Linked DNA regions of Mus musculus: regions 1 and 3 are each linked to region 2. A link is a loop called in an ENCODE intact Hi-C map of the cell type or tissue named here. Cell type or tissue: left cerebral cortex. All regions are shown on one strand. Links, peaks and the distances in the headings refer to the core of each region. The heading gives the core; the rest is flanking DNA.

Region 1 (5,614 bases), core at 879-4,878, 79 kb before region 2:
GACAGAAGGATGCCAGTGTGCCTGTGGCAGAGTAGCAGACCCAGTATCGGGACATGAGTCCAGAGAAGTAGGCCAGGGTCTTCCTGTTACATGCTCTATGGCCCTTGCCTGGATAACAGGCCCCACTGAGGCTCTGCAGCCAGAAGTAGCAGAAGGCGTTGACATTATCTGAGAGGGGCCAGCAAAGTAGCCTGAGCATGGCAGAAGCTGACTGCAGGCCTGAGGAGAAACCCAGCGTCCCCTAACCAACCCCCCCCCCCCCCCCCCCCCCCCCCCCCCCCGCCGCCGCCAAGTTTCACTGCTATGGAACCAGCCATATGGGGTTTCTTACTTTCCCTGATATTGAGGCAGCCAAACACTGCCCTCTGCTGGTATGCCTGTGTATAACACTCAGAGCTTTTCTGAGACCTGACAGCATCTAAGTCTCCTTCTGCAACTGCTCACTCAGTCTTCATTGTTTCCCTTAGCTCTAGACAGGTCTCTCTTCCCCTTTACTCCCTTCCAAGCTGTTTCTTCTGACCAGGCATAGTACAGAGTAGTTTAACCCTAGAGCAGCACTTATCATGAACTCTGCCTTGCCTCTGAGCCTCAAGACACAGGAAACACAAAAATAGCCCTCCTGCTTTAGGATGGCCCAGTCAGGATTCCCCCTAGTCCTGCCTACTCTCAGCCACCTAAGCCACCCCTTCCTTCTCATCTTCCATGGTGAAGTTGAACTCCAAAGGATGCCCCCAGGGGAGTGACAGAGTCTAGGTCCTCCACAGAACATGTGACTCTCAGGCGTCACCCTCTGCTTGTCTTCACCTCTGTTCTGGACATATCTATAGCACCTGGGTTACAGGAGAGGACAGGGGTCTAGGTATGAAGTGTAGCAGAGCAGAGCAGGGCAGTCCAAGAGGCCATGGGGTCAGGCTGTAACCCAGCAGGAGTGACTCAACTATAGCAATTAAGCTTTGCTATGGCCTTCCAGGACCCTCCTTAGTTCTGACTTGCTTCTGTAGTAGCTGCAAAGCTTTTTGTCTGGAAGGGTAGGAAGCCAGGAAGAAAGGGGGGAAGAGAGGTGGGCCCATGGTAGAAACATAAGACCAAGAATATTCATTCCTTGGTATCTGAAAGCCGGCCCACTCAAGCTCCACATATGAATACAACATGGGTATTCATGTTGAATGACATCCATGTTCCACAACATCTCTGGTAGGTCTGGATGGGCTGTAAATATCTTACAGTATCTAGTTCTGCTGTGTGGATTAAGGTAAAGACGGAAATCTGGCTTGTTCTGCACAGATATGGTGTCTTTAGGGAATATGTCCAGTCTGGCTGAGTCCAGGAATGCCGAGCCTACAAGAGCCCACACTCTTAAGTAAGAGAGCAGGCCCCCAGGCCTCACTCCAACCTGGGTCATAGAATCCATGTATTTGTTTATCTATCCAGTGTCCAGTGAGGACCAACTGTGTGCTGGACACAGGGAAAGCTTTGGAGCCAATCAGTGAATCCAGACATGGTTTTCCAGCCCCCTTCAACCCAAGGTGATACCCTCTGAGAATGACAGTGGGCCTGTGGGTGGTGCTACAGAGAGAGGTGGTGAGGGGCTGCAGGGGCTGGGGTGGGAGGGGGACCTTGCTGGACCCATGTTGAGTGAGCCAGAGACCCAAATGATAAATGGTGATGGACAGCTTTGGAGATGGCAGAAATTAAATGAAGGGGGTTGTGGTTAGGCCAGGGTATCTAGTGATTACTGCAGCCCTCGAACAGAGAAAGTTCAAGTCAGCCAGGGGGCACAAATGAGTTTTCTTTCAACATAATGACTGGATTTCTCTGCAAGGAACATACCCCAGGGGATATGGTCAGGGCAGTGCTGGTGCTCTGCACCTGGGCTCCATTCAGCCTTCCTGGTGTGTCCAAATGCTAGTGGGGGTGGGGTGCATATGTGAGTTTGGGGTCTTAGTCTGAGATTTCTACAGAGTTCACTGGTTGACAGGACATGGCGTCTCCTGGCATGGCAGATGCCTGAATATGCTGGGAGAAAGAACACAGTGGGAAGCAGGGATCTAAAGGATTTGGGGGCCTGGCTAAGGATCTGGGGACCACCTCTGCAGGAGGCTGTAGGCTCACGACTCTGCAGACCCCATGTTCTGTTCCTACCACAGTCATGACTGTGGGTAGGTAGATGAAGTCAGGGAGGGTGGCAATAAAGAGGAGTGGACCCTTGGGCAAGAACTCAGAGTGAGACTGCACTTGGTCACATTCATTCTCTCAGTCTCTCATTCATCAACTCACAACATTTTATTGAGTAGCTGTGGTGACCCAGGCACTGTGGTCACAACCCTGAACAACAACAACAAAAAAGATCAAGACCCTCTTCTTATGAGGCCGGGACCTGAGTTTGCTGTGCTTTTACCCACCTGTGCCACCAGCAAAATCCCCCATGGAAGAAGGGTGGAGAAGGGGGACACTGGCTTACTCAGGTAGGGAGTGTGCGCTCTCCTGGGCAGGATCCCAGCACAGAGATAGGATAAGGAATAGTCACTCCAGAAAAAAAACTGTCTGAATTCCTCCTGCAGCCTAACTGCACTAGACACCAGAGAGACAAAGACCATGTGAACATGGTCTGTCAGGCCCCAATGAAAATGGACTTTGTGGTAGGTACTCTCACCGAGTACCATAGGTCCTCTTCCTTATTGTATCAGGGTTTAGGAAGGAGGTAGCATCCATGCCTCAGACAGAGCAGCCAGTGGCCTGCCAGGTTATCAGAGGCTACAAGATTCTGGCACCATGCCCACTGCCTATCATTCTGTTACACAGATTCTTTGTGGAAAAGATTGTGCAGTCTACACATCTCTGGGACATTGTTTCCATCCGCAGCTAATAGCTGCTCCATGCAATTGTGCTGTGCATAGGCTGCACCACTTGCCCTGTCCAGTGGCCCTGCCTTCACCTACCTCGCTGCATATGCCCCTGAGGACACTGTTGAGCATTTATCATAGTTCACTCTGCTCTCATTGGCCCACTGTACATATTCACTCATCTGATTTTCATTTTTAAATATTTTTATTTGTGTCTATGTGTGGTATATGCACAAGTGCAGTGCCCTCAGAGGCCAGAAGAGGATGTTGTCTCTCATTGAGTTGGAGCTATGGGTGGTTGGTTGTGAGCTGCTTAACATGGGTGCTGGGATCTTACTTCTGTAAGAGCATCAAGTGCTCCTGATCACCAAGCCATCTCTCTAGCTCCACTCATTTGCTTTTTACAACCCTCTGTGAGAAGGAACAGAACTGATTTTCTACTAAGTCAGTTTCAACCCCACAGACCACTCTGAACCTCTATGGTTCCCACCTTCTTCTTACTAAGACAGCTCATTGGCAGCCTTGGTAATTGCTAGATGGCTGAAGGTTTTTGCAATGGTGCATTTTTCTTGTGGTTCTCACCACAGAAAGTTGGCATTGTTGTTGTTGTTATTATTGTTGTTGTTGTTGTTGTTATTATTATTATTATTATTTATGGGTGAGCTGAGATTCAAAGCAGGGCCCAGCTCATGCTAGTCAAGTGCTCTGCCACTGAGCTACACCTAGACTGTAGAACATTTGAAGATGGCATCCAGTTGACCAGGAATCCCGGCCAAGAGATAGCAGCATTTCCCTGTGGCATGTCTTATCAGGTTCATTCCCACAAGTTTCTTCAACCTGAATTTTTGTGGCATTGTTCTGTTCAGACTGAACATACACCTTGCTAACTTGCTCTTTTCCTGGTAGCCATTGCTGAGAGCGCCCCAAGGGGGGCCCTGTACCAGAGACCTGTGGTGGTGTTTATGATAAAATCTAGGATCCCACTTTGCTGTTGTCAGCTTTTTGTAGTTTTGTTTGTTCGTTTTCACTGGGAATGTTCTAGTGTTACCTCAGATTCTATAGAGAATTGGCCTGAGTCACCCTGGCAGAAGAGAACAGATGGCAGGTCCCTGGGAGATGTTGTGGTGGGGCTGGAAGCATGGGCCTTTTGCTGGGCATTGGCAGTAGAGGGCAGGAGCACCACAGCTGTGGCCAGGATGTCTTCCCTTTTGCCCCTTCCCTGCCAAGGTTCATTTTTCCAATTGGATCTAACTCTGTCTCCCACGTTTCTAGAGCCAAGGTTCCATCAAGGCCCTCATGACTCTCTGGAATCCTCCATGTCCCTCCTCTAGCACTTGCCCGTCATTGCTGAAAGGAGGGGTCTTCCTTCCTCTTACTATAGACCTGCACTGTGTTGTATAAAGGTATGTGACACTGCTGTCACTCAGAAGCCCATAAGAACCTGTATTGCCTCATCTCCTACTTGTCCTACTCACTCTCTCTCTACTCCAAACTATCTCTTCTTTCTCTCCTTATCCCACACCATACTCAGGGCTTATGATCCCTCCAGAATGAAGGGACTAGCAGTCAGATACTGTGTGAGCTGTGGTGACTGTGTGGACTTCACCAGACAGGGAAGTAGTAGTGAGTACCTTCATCACCCCTGCCCACCACTGGAACAGACAATCACCCCAGCTCCCCCTTTCCCCTTACAGGACAATTAAGGGCCTTGCACAATTCCTTTAAGACAGGGCTGTGGAAAGGACTGAGGAGCCAAAGTGATCCCCTTCTCCCAGCAGGGGTGTAGCCTTTCTCACCTCTGCCTCCCTGCTTAGTTAGGTCTCAGAGCAACCCTGGGTCAGCCGTGTCCTATACAGATGAAGGCAGGCGAGCGTGGCAAATTCATGGTGATTATGGTAGGGCCACTTGTGGCCTGGGGACCTGGCCCACTGGTCCCCCTTACATAATCCAGTGTTCTGTGAGTTCTCTGATCTGCCTAATTTACATGTAGGTCTGCCCTGTCCTGTGTAGCCCAAGCAGCACTGGGTAACCCTGGTTGGGGAGAAAATCATGTTGGTCAATGTTCTTCCTGTACTGGACACTGCAGTCTCTAGAGGGAATAGGTGAGCGTGCCCAGAGCTGGCTTGAGGGGCCCTGCGTGAGAGGTGAGGTGAATAGGAACAAGAAGAGGTGTTGCTGAGTGCTTAATTCTGAGATCCTGAGCTGGGAGTACAGAGCAGTTCAGGCATCCACCCTGCCTGGCACCCTCACACCAGCGAGTTTCCAAGATTTGTACTCAGTTTCACAGGCTGTGTGAGACCATAGTGATCAAGTTTATTCCATGGCAATGTTTATATGGATGTCTGTCAGTGGAGGGGATTGGCTGATACATGAGGTGCATTGTTTATAACTGGAAAAAGCATACAGGAAGCCCTGAGTTTGACCCCTCAGCACCTCATACAGCAAGACTAGTTGTGCACACCTGTAAGCTAAGCACCAGGGATGTAGAAGCAGGAAGATTGGAAGTTCAAGGTTATCCACATCTCCACTGTGTTAAAGGTCAACCTTGACTACAGGAAACTCTGTTTAGAAAAAGAAATTGGAAAATCCTCAGACAAACTTAGTTCTGGAAGTGGGGCTTCTGAGCCATGAACAGAGCTTGAAGTCACTGCCTCACAGTGAGTGGAGAGCACAGCCTAGCTCAAGTTTGGGAACTTCCCAACCCAAAGTCCCCAGCTGATGGTAGATGTCTCTCCAAGCCTTGACCACTGGACTCACTGCCTAATTGAGAG
Region 2 (6,076 bases), core at 1,051-5,050:
CACCCTCCATACTGAGGTCACAGGCAGTCATCCTAAGCCTGTGTCACAGCAGGCCTAGGCACCGTACCTCCCAACATCAGAAATTGCTATTTTCCTTGTAAATTTTTACATTGATTTTATGTGTATCAGTGTTTGCTTACATGTATATATGTGCACTGTGTGTATGCCTGGCACTCATGGATCTTCTTGGACTGGAGTTAGGACGGTTGTGAGCCCCTATGTGGGTGCTATGAATTGACCCCATATCCTCTTCAAGAGCACTGAGTTGTCTTTCCAGCCCCAGAATTTTATCATTTGCAAACAGATTAAAAACAAACAAACAAACAAACAAACAAACAGCAGGAATATATCCAAGTCAGGTGTAGTAGTGCATGCCTTTAATCCCAGTACTTGGGAGGCATAGGCAGGCAGATCTCTGAGTTTGAGAACAGCCAGGGCTACACAGAGGATAACAAGCAAAACAAAACAGTAATGCAGATATATAGTGAGATATATACTTATACATATATGTGTGTACATACATATATACATACACACACACACACAGGTGTAAGTAGAATGTTTCAGTGGAAGGCCAGTCTTCCTCTTTTCTGTTCCCAGCTCTCCTTGCCCTTTCCAGGGTGTTTCTGTGCCTTCCCTGGCTCATCCTTGTCAGAGGTAGTATATTCAGGGACCAGCAGATCTTCGGTGCCCGCCCCCCTTACCTCCAAAGGTACAAATACTTAATATTAGCACACAGGCCAGCCCTCCAGTACTGTAACCACTATCTTGTTTTGGCTTATAGTTGTAGAGATTTCAGTCCGTGGTTGCTTGGCACCATGGAAGCACAGCCCATCATGGCAAGCTCAGGAGGCAGAAGCAGTTACTAGTCAAGGCCTGAGAAAGAAGAAACAAAGAGTAGAGAGGTTCAGCCACCTTCCAATACTGCCACCCTAGAGGCCAAAGCTTTTTCACACAGACCTTGGGGGTGCAAGGGATATTTAAGATTCCAACAAACCCATCATGAACTGAAAATGTTTGGTGAAAAATTAATTCAATATATCTGCTGACTGACTCCCCAGCTGGGCAGCACCCGTTGTATAGAGCAGGCTGGTGTCCCGTCCCCAGATCCCCGTGGGACACCTGTTCACTGCCTCATCCCAACATCTTGGAAGATGGTCAGACTGCATCTCACTAGCTCAGGGAAAGATCAGAACTCAAGTCTGGAGTGTGTTCACCCACATATCACTGAGTGCATGACACCATTGTAAAGTGAGGGAAACGTAAGTGGAAACATAGCTTGGGGACTGAATGTACTTGCCTTTGTGAGACACAAAGACAAGCAAAGGATAAATGTGGGTGCTGAAAACCAAACTTGGGTCTTCTGTAAGAACAGCAAGTGTTCTTAACCACTGAGCCATTTCCACCCCCCAATTAGGAATTTTTTTTTAAAGCAAGTGAGTTGAATTGTGTTTTGATTGCATTTCTCTAATGTGCATTTAATTACAAGCAGGAGTCCTGAGCAGCTTTCATAGCCTTGGCTGTTTTCTAATGGGTTAGTCATCCTATCGATTGGAAGGAGCACTTTCTGTGTTAGGGAAATTAACTTTTTTCTCATTTTCCTCATTAACTTGTGCTATGTGCGGCAGACATTGTTTCAGGGTGCCATTTGTCTTTTTTACCTTGTTTGTGGTATTCTGATTCCATTTATATGGTCTAATTTGATATAGTTCAATACATCAACATTTGCTTTCTTGGCTTCTGGGAATGAAGCTTCTGCACGGTGCCCTTTGCACACCTTCCATACATCAGTGCAGCCGACCTGCTCAGCAGCCTTGAAGGAGGCAGGATGGGGGTTCCATCAGTTCCAGCTTATAGCTCCTATGAGGCTCGGAGAGGTGATAGGATCTGGCTGAGGTCACACAGCTGCCTCAGACCTAGTTAGCCTATCTTCTATCACCTGCCTTCCTACCAGCCCTGTAACTGATCTCCACACCAGCTATATTAGTTATAAAAACTACACAAGAATCTTCCTCCTTGAAGGGCTGCTTTTTAAAATATGTTTTAAAACTAGTACAGTAGGCTGGGAATGGGGGCACACACCTTTAATTCCAAAACTCAAGAGGCAGAGCCATGAGAATCTCTGTGAGTTTGAGGTTAGTTTGATCTTCTAAGGAAGTCCCAGTCTAGCATAGGCTCTGTTGCCTTAAACTAAAACAATAATCCATTACTCTAACAATGTGAAAAGCTATAACTAGGTTTGGGGGAGGGTAAGACTCACACCTTGGCCTGTGAGCCCATCCTACTGCCTTGCTATGGACACTAGCAAGGTGCCATGGGTTTACTTTTCAGGTGGGGAAAGGTCTCAAAAGTAATCTCCCAGGTACCAGGGTTGCAGGAGTGGGCCACGAGGGCTAGGTTTATGATTGTCAGGGGCAGGATAGACATACCAGGACCTAGACTGTCCCTTAGCTTTGTTATCAATACCCAATATTCTAAGATTCAGAAAATTCTTAAAGAGTTGGGTGTTAGCATGGGAGCTCATACCTGTAATCACAGAACTTGGAAGGCTAGGCAAGCTTGTCATGAGTTCAAGACTAGTGTGGGCTACATGCAAGCTTGGTCTAGAGTGAGACACTGTCTCAAATTTAAAAAGCAGAGTATAAAATAAAATAGCTCTGAAAGAGGAAAGCGCCTTGTTCAAGGTCAACACAGCCTAATGGCAGCCTACCCAGCCCCATCTGCTCACACATGACATCACTCCCCCAGTTTCCTCCAGGCTGGACCACGGCCGCCCAGTCCTTCTAGCTTCTTGCCTCGCCGCTTCTAGGCACCAGGGGGCGCTGCTTGGATGCAGCACTCTCTCCTGGCGCCCTTGCTCCACCTGGTGGGAGGCGTGGGGACTCTGCCTAGGAAGGACAGCTCCTTTTTCAGGGTGGTCTGCTGTGTGCTTCCCACGCCTCCGTTCTCTACTATACAGGCTAACAACGCTTTCCCATCCTCGTATTTTTCTTAGGCACAGCCCTGCACACCCACCTTCCCTGTTCCTATCCCCTCCAGGCCCAGCTCCCCTTTCCAGTCTATTTCTTTCTCAAACTTTGGGTTCCTGGTGCAGACTCCCCTACCCCATTCTCAAAGACAGTTGTCAGGCTAATTGAGGCCAGTCACAGAATTTATTTGGTGGCTAGTTCATTGCGCTATAAGGATAAGGGATATAGCCTTCAGTCCAGGATCCTTCGTCCTTCTTTCGCTCAACCGAATAGTGTGGGGTCGTAGAGATTGCGGAGGGGCGTGGTGCCCGGACAAACCTCAGCAGTCCGGACGCTGTGCGACTCGGAGCCAGTGGCTTGTCCTCCCTAGACTGTCTCAGCGAACTGCGGACAAGTGCAGGAGGAGGAACACTGGCCGCAGGGGATGCGGCTCTCCTTGGGAGGACCAGGGAGTGTGGGCCCCGGCTGCTTTTCGGCTGGGTGTTAATTTGGGGGATCTTGAGGTTCGTAAGAGAAAGGAAAGGTGCCGCCGTGCCGACGACTCCGCGCCGGTTTTCTGCGTGCCTGGCCACCTGGCCTATCCGCTGCGGCGGCCCCGAGGCCTCCAGCGCCCTCCACTCGCCCGGACTCCGGTGACGTCGTTGGTTGGGGCGGCACCCGTCCTCCCCGCCCCCCGACACACACGCGCGCGCGCGCACACACACACACCTTCGGAAGGGGGAAACTGAGGCCAGGCAGAAAGAGGACCCCCGCCAAGGTCACGTCGGGCGGGGGCGCGGGGTCAGGCTCCGGTTCTGTGCGCCCCTGGACCCCGCGCCCCGCCGGCCCGACGCGTAAGGGCCGCGCTCTCGGCGGGTCGGCGCGCACTCGGCGGCTGCGGGCACCGAGAGGTAGGAGCAGGCGGGCTGGGCTCGAACCCCCTCGCGGGGCCGGGCTATGCGGACCCCGGCGGGCTAGTGAAGCCGCGGTGATTTCGCGCGCGCGCGCGGTGCGGGCTTGCAGACTCTGGGGACCCGGCGCCACCGGCCTTGCAAGCGGGGCGGTGTGGGGCGGCCCCTGGGACGCGCGGAGGACGCGACCGAACAGCTTCTGCGCTCTGCGGACCGCGCAGCGGGGTGCCGGCGATCTAGGTGGGGGCGGGCGCCCTCCACGCCAATGCGGTGCCTCCTGCTGTGCTGGGACAGAGCCCGGGGGTCGCCCTGTGACCCTTGCCTCCTTTCCCCTCCCCCCTCCTCCACCTGGAGAAACCCCGCCAGCGCTTCCCAGTCCCGAGCCTGCGGGCGGGAGGGAGTTAGAAGCATCTCAGGAATTTGCCTCACACTGCTGGACTCGCCCGGAGTGGGTGAAAGCTTAGTTCAAGCTGAGCAGCCTGGGCTAGAGGGACCTGATCCAAAATTGGACCTGCTTGTGTGGCCTCGGGCAGCCCCTCCTGCTGGATCTCGGTCTCGGGGGTCTTCCTGGTAGGTTCCTCCCAGTGAAATCAGTTCAAGGGTCAAGGCTTAGTGGGCAGAACACAGTGAAACCTCTGGACCAGGTCCTGTATGTGACAAGAGGCAGGCTGTAGTATAGGGTTGTGAGATTTGCTGGGGGCTGGTAAAGGAAACCCCATTCTTTTCTAACAGCCTGGGCTTGGGACCTTAGGGTGAGGCTCGGTGTGAGAAATCCCACTCCCACCCTGACCACAGCAGCTGTCCTTATTCTGTGCCTTGGCAAGCTTGGTCAGCAGAGAAGGTGTACAAGGACCTCCCACACCTCCAGGAGTCCTAGGGAAAACCTACTTCCATGTTTCTACTGGGTAGTACCCACTCTAAATTGCCAAGCTGTAAACTGTCACAGCTGATCTGTCACCAGAGCAAACTGAGCAGACAGATGACAATGGGTGTCCCCTCCCCTGGCTCTGTCCACTTCATGAGCCTCCCAAGGACAGCAGTGGGCACTGCCTGGTCAGTTGTGTGTGTTGCTCTGAGCATGCTCAGTTCCTACCTGGTGGTCTGGTCAGGAGTCTGGCTAAGCCACTGTCTCATTTCATGCCAGCATCTGCCTGTGCTCATACTGTCCGGTCAGTATAGCCCTTCTCCAACTCCAGAGGAGGCACCAGCATGGCCTTCTAGTCACCCTTCCCTGCCTCCAGCATTGTGCTCTGCTCCCCATGGACTGGCAAGGTGGCCCGGCCTCTAAACTCACTTGCCCATAAAAACCCAGGAGTTGAATTTGAAAACCAGATGCATCCCCTGCCCTCTCCATCCCCAGTGCTGGAAAAGACAGGATAAGAGGTGGTTCAGTGTTCCACATTGCCCACAGCCCTGTCTCTGAGTATTGTGCTGGAAAGAGTACCCAAGATTCTGACATAGAGAGGCAGGGACATGTCCAAGGTCACACAGCACATTCAGGGTTTAGGGGCCTGCCTGCTCCTGTCTCCCAAGCACCCAGGTGTTCTTGGGTAGCTGGTGTGTGGGGAAAGTGCCATGAGACTGGAGGTCAGAGAGATCTGTGCAATGGAGGAATAAAGAAAGGACCACAGTGCTCCCCCTTTGTAAGGGACTCTGGCTCCTGCAGCTTGCAAACATTAAGTAATCTTAGGTCTTATGACTAAAGTTGCCACTAGTCTCAAGGCTGCTTAAAGGGCCCATAACACTCACTGCTATGGCTGCCCTGTCCAGCTCTGCTCTGCATGCCATCCTGTGACAGGCTACTTCCCCAGTGTCTGGAGACAAGTAAACAAGGCTGTGGCTGGAAAGTTGATCCTGCTTGTCTTCAGCTAACCTTTATGCCAGCCTTCAGACACTAGCATGTAGTATATCTAAGCCCCTAAGTGTTCCTAGACAGGAACAGTTCTTGAGGTCATCTCTCAGCACAGCACAGTATGTGATTCTGTTGGGGGCAGTGTCTTCTGATGTCCCTCTCTGCCCCCCTCACCCATCCCAGGTTTGGCTCCTGCAGGAATGAGCCCCCTATTCCTGCCATCTAGAAACTGGTTATTCCTCTGTGTTCTCTTCATTGTCACCTTTACCTCCTCTGCTGAGTCCTTTGCAGGGCACCGTCATTACTGTGACAGGATACAGTCGGTACATTGGCTCTCAGTCTTTCAGCTCCAGGCTGTCACAACA
Region 3 (5,614 bases), core at 879-4,878, 73 kb before region 2:
GGAGCCATTCCTTTATCAGTGACCTTGCTTTGATGGGAGGGGCTGTAGACAATGGAATCCCCATCCCAGCCTGCCCTACAAGGTCTTCAGTATCTGCAACGCTGGCCACAACTAGGATTTGGGAGGCATGTGATGTGCAACTGCAGCATGGAAAAGCCTATGCTCTGCAGAGTCTGTGATTCAGCCTTCCAGAGTGATGCTGAGCCGAGTGTTTGCTGCAGGAAAGGACACACGGTATGAGGCCACTTAAGTACAGCTCCAAATACTCACCGTAGTTTACACTGCTCAGGATGCCTGCATGAGGACAGCTGAGGAGGAAAGATTCCCTACAGATCATTCATGCAGTCTTGGAGCCTGGGTACTGAGCTAGAGAGAATGCTACAGAGATGTGACCTCCCAGGCTTCCGGCATGTTTATCAAGTGAGGTTTTTTCATTACAGGCAGCTGATGCCTCAGGGTTAACAGCGTTCATCTTTATGTCTTTTGGAAATTTTAAAATATTTTTAATGTCATAGCACATTATCATTTTCCGGATCCATGCAGTACTTTCTATTTCCTGCACGCATGCATATGTGCATGAATGCGTAGGAAAAGTGCCGGAAGGCTGCACTCCAGACAGATGAGAACCATTTCCACTGCAGAGATGAGCAGGAGGAGTAAGATGCGGGGTTGAGGGGAAGAGGACTATTCTTACTTTATGAACAGGCATTCTTGATGGGGCTGGTGAAGCACACGTTTCATCCCAACATTCCGAGAGGTAGAGGCAACCAGATCTCTATGAATTCCAAGCCAGCCTGGTCTACACAGTAAAATCCAGACCAGCCAATGTTACACAGACCCTGTCCCAAAAGAAAAGATGATTGTGTTATTTCTGCACTTTGCATTTTACTTACTGAAAATGTAAAGCTTCAGAAAAAGAAAAATATAGTGCTGGGGTGTGAAGTGTCTGTGTTTGGGAGACTGGTACAGGTAAAAGGGTACAGACCCTAGAGCTCCACAGTTAGTCCTGTGTCCGCCTAAAAGGGGGATGGGCTGCTGTCCCCGTGAAGAATGCCCAGTGCTGAGATGCATGGCTGCCTGCCTGGAAAGACTGAGACTGGCATATCTCCTTGTCATGTGCCAGCAGCCTTCTCTCCCTCTTCCCAAATGTTGTTATGCTCCTGCCTAGGGGACAGATGGCCACAGGTTGGAAGACAGAGACACTCTGCCTGAATATCCCTATCAGCCTGCAGGTTGGAATTTTCCAGTCTATGAGGCAAAGTCCTAGATAGGAAATTTCTGGAACCAGCCCTGGAGGCGTTTGCTTCTCCTAGACTGTAGGGATGAGATGGGGACATGGGTCCAGAAACTGGCTATGAAATGCTCTATGTCAGCCTCAGCCTGAACATGTAGATTGTTGGGTGGTCCTGTCTTACAATTCTACCCAGGGGCAGGCAGTCATGCAAGGCTGACTACCACTCACTCACACCTCAGGCATCTGGTCACAGTTGAAGTGGACAGGTGCAGTCTGCCACACCATTTCTGTGACTCTGAAACCTTGTGTGTTCACATCTTCAAAGTTGAACCAAGCAGTCTGACTCTCACTTGGTGATAGCATGCTCCTGTACTTTCTGTTGCTTCCTGAAACTCAGGAACTTCTGGGGTCTCAAGTTAAGAGACCAGCTGGAATGTCAACATTATGGAGTTTCCTTTATCTGACTGGTGCCAGGCAAAGAACATCAGGTGTGAGAACAACTGTGTGCTGCACTCAATGCTTTGTCAAAGCCTGAAAGCTTTGGCAGCTGTTTTTGAGTGTGGAGGTCTTTATCACTCACTCTTCTTTAAAATACAGCAGGATCAAGATGTGTGTGCCTCTCTGGAAGAGCAGCCAGAAAAGAGACAGGCATACAATGGATGTCATGGGTCCAAAAGGAGGACAAGAAGCAGCCCAGGATGGGGCCTTTAGAGCAGAGTGCACACAGGGTGGACAGTTCTCAATCACAGCTTCAGTTTACTCGTCTGTGATATGAGAGTGGGAAAAGCAGCTCCTCTTTAAGAAGTTTGAAAGCACAAGCACACAGGTGGGGGTGTTAGTACCCACACCCCCCCAGGGTGCCTTTATGAGCAGCTGTGGTTAATGACACACATTTCTGGAAGGACCTCTTCTGATGCTGTGGTGGTATCCTGATCTTGATAAAATACAGAGCAACTCAATCAAGGAGAGAGAGTGGACCAGTTTACCATGTGCTAAGCCTACATAAATCTGAATTATTCCTATGACAGCATTCTTCTGGGGAGGGGGGCTCTCATGGAAAGACTGGCCATTCCTAGAGCCCCCTGTATTTTGGCTACCCAGCTGCTTCAGCAGTTTCTACGCTGCATACAAGGACACTTCGCCAGATGAATGAGTTCCTCCTCATCTGGCCTCTGTCCCTCTTTGCTGTGTAACCTTCCATAAGTTTTTCATTGCCTCTGAGATCCATTTTCTCTGTAATAAAAGAACAGAACTCAAGAGTGAAGCCTCCCTCTTCCCCCAACTTCAGTGGGTCTGAGAAGCTAAAAGAATGGAACAAAGAAAATAGCCTGGCAACTGCCACCCTCATCCAGAGGGTTCACACTCTCACTACCTTCCCTGGAGGCAGCTTTGCAAGTGAAGACTCAGGCCAAAGTGCTGGCTGGGCCACCCTGTGTCTGTTAGTCCTAAATGAATGAGGACCCCCTCCACCTACCCCACCCCCCCACCCTCGTGCCTCCTCAGGATTTGATGTGTGCATAACAAGCTATGTCAGTTACTGTATGTGGTCAGCCCTCCTGAACCAGTTACACAACTGTCATGATCCCATTTTACAGTATCACATCTGAAATTCCCAGGAGACACTCTGCTTGCTGAAGTCTCATGGCCCCTAACTCCAGGACACAAGATCTCCTGAGTTCTTAGTTTAGTGGCTCCTATGTTTCCATGCCAGGGACGGGAAAGCTGCCCTGGAAAGCAATGCCATCATTACATTCTTCGGGCTGCGAGTGCATTTTAGCAACAGATTTCCAGGTTTCCAGTGAGGGCCAGAAGGAGCCACCTCATTGGTCTCAGCGCCAGGGCTCTTGGTTTTGCAGCCGCACCCACAGGGCGGCCCTGTTTGATGCTGCAGTTGCCATGGCAACGAGCACTTTGGCGATTGGTCCAGCGAGGCCGCACTACGTTGCTCCTGGAAGGAGGGGGCGCTCCTGCACTCCTGTCCCTCCTCCGGATGCTGCGAGAGCAAACCGGCACAGACACCCCCCTCCTCCAGCCCTCCCCTCCTCATCCCAGCGCACTGCCACCCCGGATGTGCGGGAGGGAAAATTCCCAAGGAAGTCCCAGGTAGCAGCGAGGCAGACGCCCCCGCCCAACCTGGCGACCATGGTGACTCGACGTCTTCCCAGGCTTCTGGGCACAGTGTAAACCCTGCGTAGGAGGACCTGTTTGGAGCCCCCTGCCACATTACATCCAGCATATCTAGATGAACCTGCCAGTCCTGGGAAAGTGACTGCCCTTGGCTTTCATTTTCTTCCTTTCCACCTCGCTTGAGCATCCTGTTCCTCCTCTGAACCACCTTGAGCCTCCTCAGCCCAGGCAGGAGAGAGAAGGAAATCAGACTTGGGCAGGATGGCTTGCCGAAGACGCTATTTGTGAGTATGCAAGACAAGTTTATCCTAAAGCCTGAGGCAGAAAGGACCACTACTCATGTTGAAGTGAGGGGCTTGGTGGAGGTGGGGTGGCTGCTCTGCAGGTGGCGTCCAGGGGGAGCAAGCTTTCGTCCAATGTTTGTACCCCTGCGGCAAAGGCAGTGTTGTTGATGATGAGGGGGAAAAGAATCTTAGTCAGCAAGTCTTCCTTGAGCTGTGAAAGTCCCCTACTGAAGCAGGCACCCTCCTCCTAATCCACATCCACAAATGAGGGTCCCAGACTCATGGCCGTGGTCTAGGCTTTTGTCAGTGCCCTTGACAGACCTATTTAGGGAAAGCTTTGATACTCAGCAAGCCCATGGCTTGCACCCAAGCCAGGTGGAAGGCCAGCAGCAGGCTGAGATAGTGGCAGGAGATGGCCTTCTCCATAGACAGGTGAAGGTGGCAGCAGTGTCCAGCTGTCAAGCACAGGTGTAATGTGCCGGTACTGAGCACCCGTCTGCTGGGCCTGATGCCAGCAGCGGAGGTGGTGAAAGTCGGGCTTAGGGTGGTGACATCACGGGACTGGGTATTTATGGAAGCAAAGCTGTGCTTAGTGAAGCCAGGCTTCCCAGGGGGCAGTGGGATTCAAATGCCAGCTTCCTTCTAGGCTCTCTGGGGGCTCTGCTGGTGCTGTTCTGGGAAGAGAAACCTTTGCCCTATGTGGGCACTCTAGGCCCTGGGGACTGAATGAGACTTGGGTCTGGTCTCAGTCTGCCCTAGTACTACCTGCTCAGTGCTTGGAAGCTGATAGAGACAGTTTGGTAATCTTGGACCTTTCAAGGTTTAAAAGCAAGGCATGACGTTCTTGAATTGGGATCAGCCACCAGGACTAGGAGAGGAGGCTTGCAACAGTTTTTAGGAGGTCATCTGGGAAATTCAAACTCTCTTCAGACTGGCTTTGAACTCCAAGAGGCCCCCAAGCCCCATCAAGGGCCCTCTGAGCCCTCCTTAGGCCTTGCCTCCTCCCCTCCTGAGAGGGGCGGATCCCATGCTAATGAGCCTGAAGGAAAGTAAACCTTGCCTGTAGCTGCATAATCAGGCTGGGCCCCTGCAGGAGGCTCTGGAAAAGCTTGTGAGTTCTTTGGTGTTTGAGGGGACCACACAGGGTCCTTGCTCTCCGTGGCAAGACCAGAAATAGTAGCGCTCTTCCTAGCATGGAACTTCATCTCACCTTCTCACCTTCGGGGAAGGTACTTTCCTGGCAGCAGCCTCCTTCCTCCTGCCACTCCTTCAATGGCACAGGAGCCTTTAGTGTCAAAAAAAAAAACTGACAACTTGCAGAGGCCACTGCAAGTTGCTGTGGAGGGAAGATGTCATTAGCATGAAATGTGACAGTTCTCACAGAGAGCAGCTGGCCCCTGGGCCTGTTTCCAAAGCTAGGGAACACCTTCTGAAAGATTTTGCCTGGACAGGAATGAAGACAACCCCTGCCCCCATTTTAAAATGGGGAAACGGAGACTGGACAAATCACCTCTGAAAACCTGGTGTGCACTGGCCTAGATGTTGGACTTTTCATGGAAAACATCTTGCCAGGAGCGCTGCTTAGAGTCCTTTATGCTTCCAAGGTTCATTCAACCTGTCGAGGGCCAGAGGCTTACATCTGAACACAGCCTTAGGCAGCCCTGTTGGCAGCACCTATATGGTCCCCCCACCTCCTTTCCTTGAAGGTCTCTCTACTCTTAACTCTTGGGGCTCTGTAGGCTGAGCTATCCCCCCCCCCTCCCGTATTCTGTTGGTATCAACCATCACAATCAAATTGGCTGGGGAAGTCTGGAAGACAGCTCAGAGGGTTTGGAGCCAAGCAGGCCTTGCTGATTTACCTACTAGCAGTTAGCAGCCTATGTTTGTTCTCTATCATAGTTCACTTGACCAGGGCAGGGCTCAGCCCAGCCAAGGGATCTCTCAGTAACTACTGCTCTAGACTTCTGAT

Evidence for each region. Peaks named below come from ENCODE experiments on the same cell type or tissue, not always from the same donor. Only the 100,000 strongest peaks of a DNase experiment are listed, where the experiment ranks them.
Region 1: a loop joins it to region 2, with 5 times the contacts of the local background. A loop is called at or near these places in 20 of 42 quality-filtered maps.
Region 3: a loop joins it to region 2, with 5 times the contacts of the local background. A loop is called at or near these places in 21 of 42 quality-filtered maps.

What each region holds. Positions count from the first base shown.
Region 1 is chr6:90,813,917-90,819,530 of GRCm38, reverse strand. It overlaps a transcript of Iqsec1 not described here. Among named protein-coding and RNA genes, the nearest start is that of Iqsec1, 6.6 kb to the right of the region's middle. In left cerebral cortex, for the core only: a CTCF peak has its summit at 3,110; no DNase peak of the experiment used is centred there; H3K27ac peaks cover 130 bases.
Region 2 is chr6:90,734,360-90,740,435 of GRCm38, reverse strand. All of the region lies in intron 1 of Iqsec1 (IQ motif and Sec7 domain 1), which reads left to right. Among named protein-coding and RNA genes, the nearest start is that of Iqsec1, 73 kb to the left of the region's middle. In left cerebral cortex, for the core only: a CTCF peak has its summit at 2,831 (motif pointing right); DNase peaks (open chromatin) are centred at 2,825, 3,513 and 3,988; H3K4me3 peaks cover 1,720 bases; H3K27ac peaks cover 1,361 bases.
Region 3 is chr6:90,807,799-90,813,412 of GRCm38, reverse strand. It overlaps Iqsec1 (IQ motif and Sec7 domain 1), which reads left to right and starts at 3,290. Exons shown (of 14, transcript NM_001134384.1): 1 at 3,290-3,645. The coding sequence starts at 3,623. In left cerebral cortex, for the core only: a CTCF peak has its summit at 3,182; DNase peaks (open chromatin) are centred at 1,194, 3,197, 4,189 and 4,636; H3K4me3 peaks cover 2,077 bases; H3K27ac peaks cover 3,758 bases.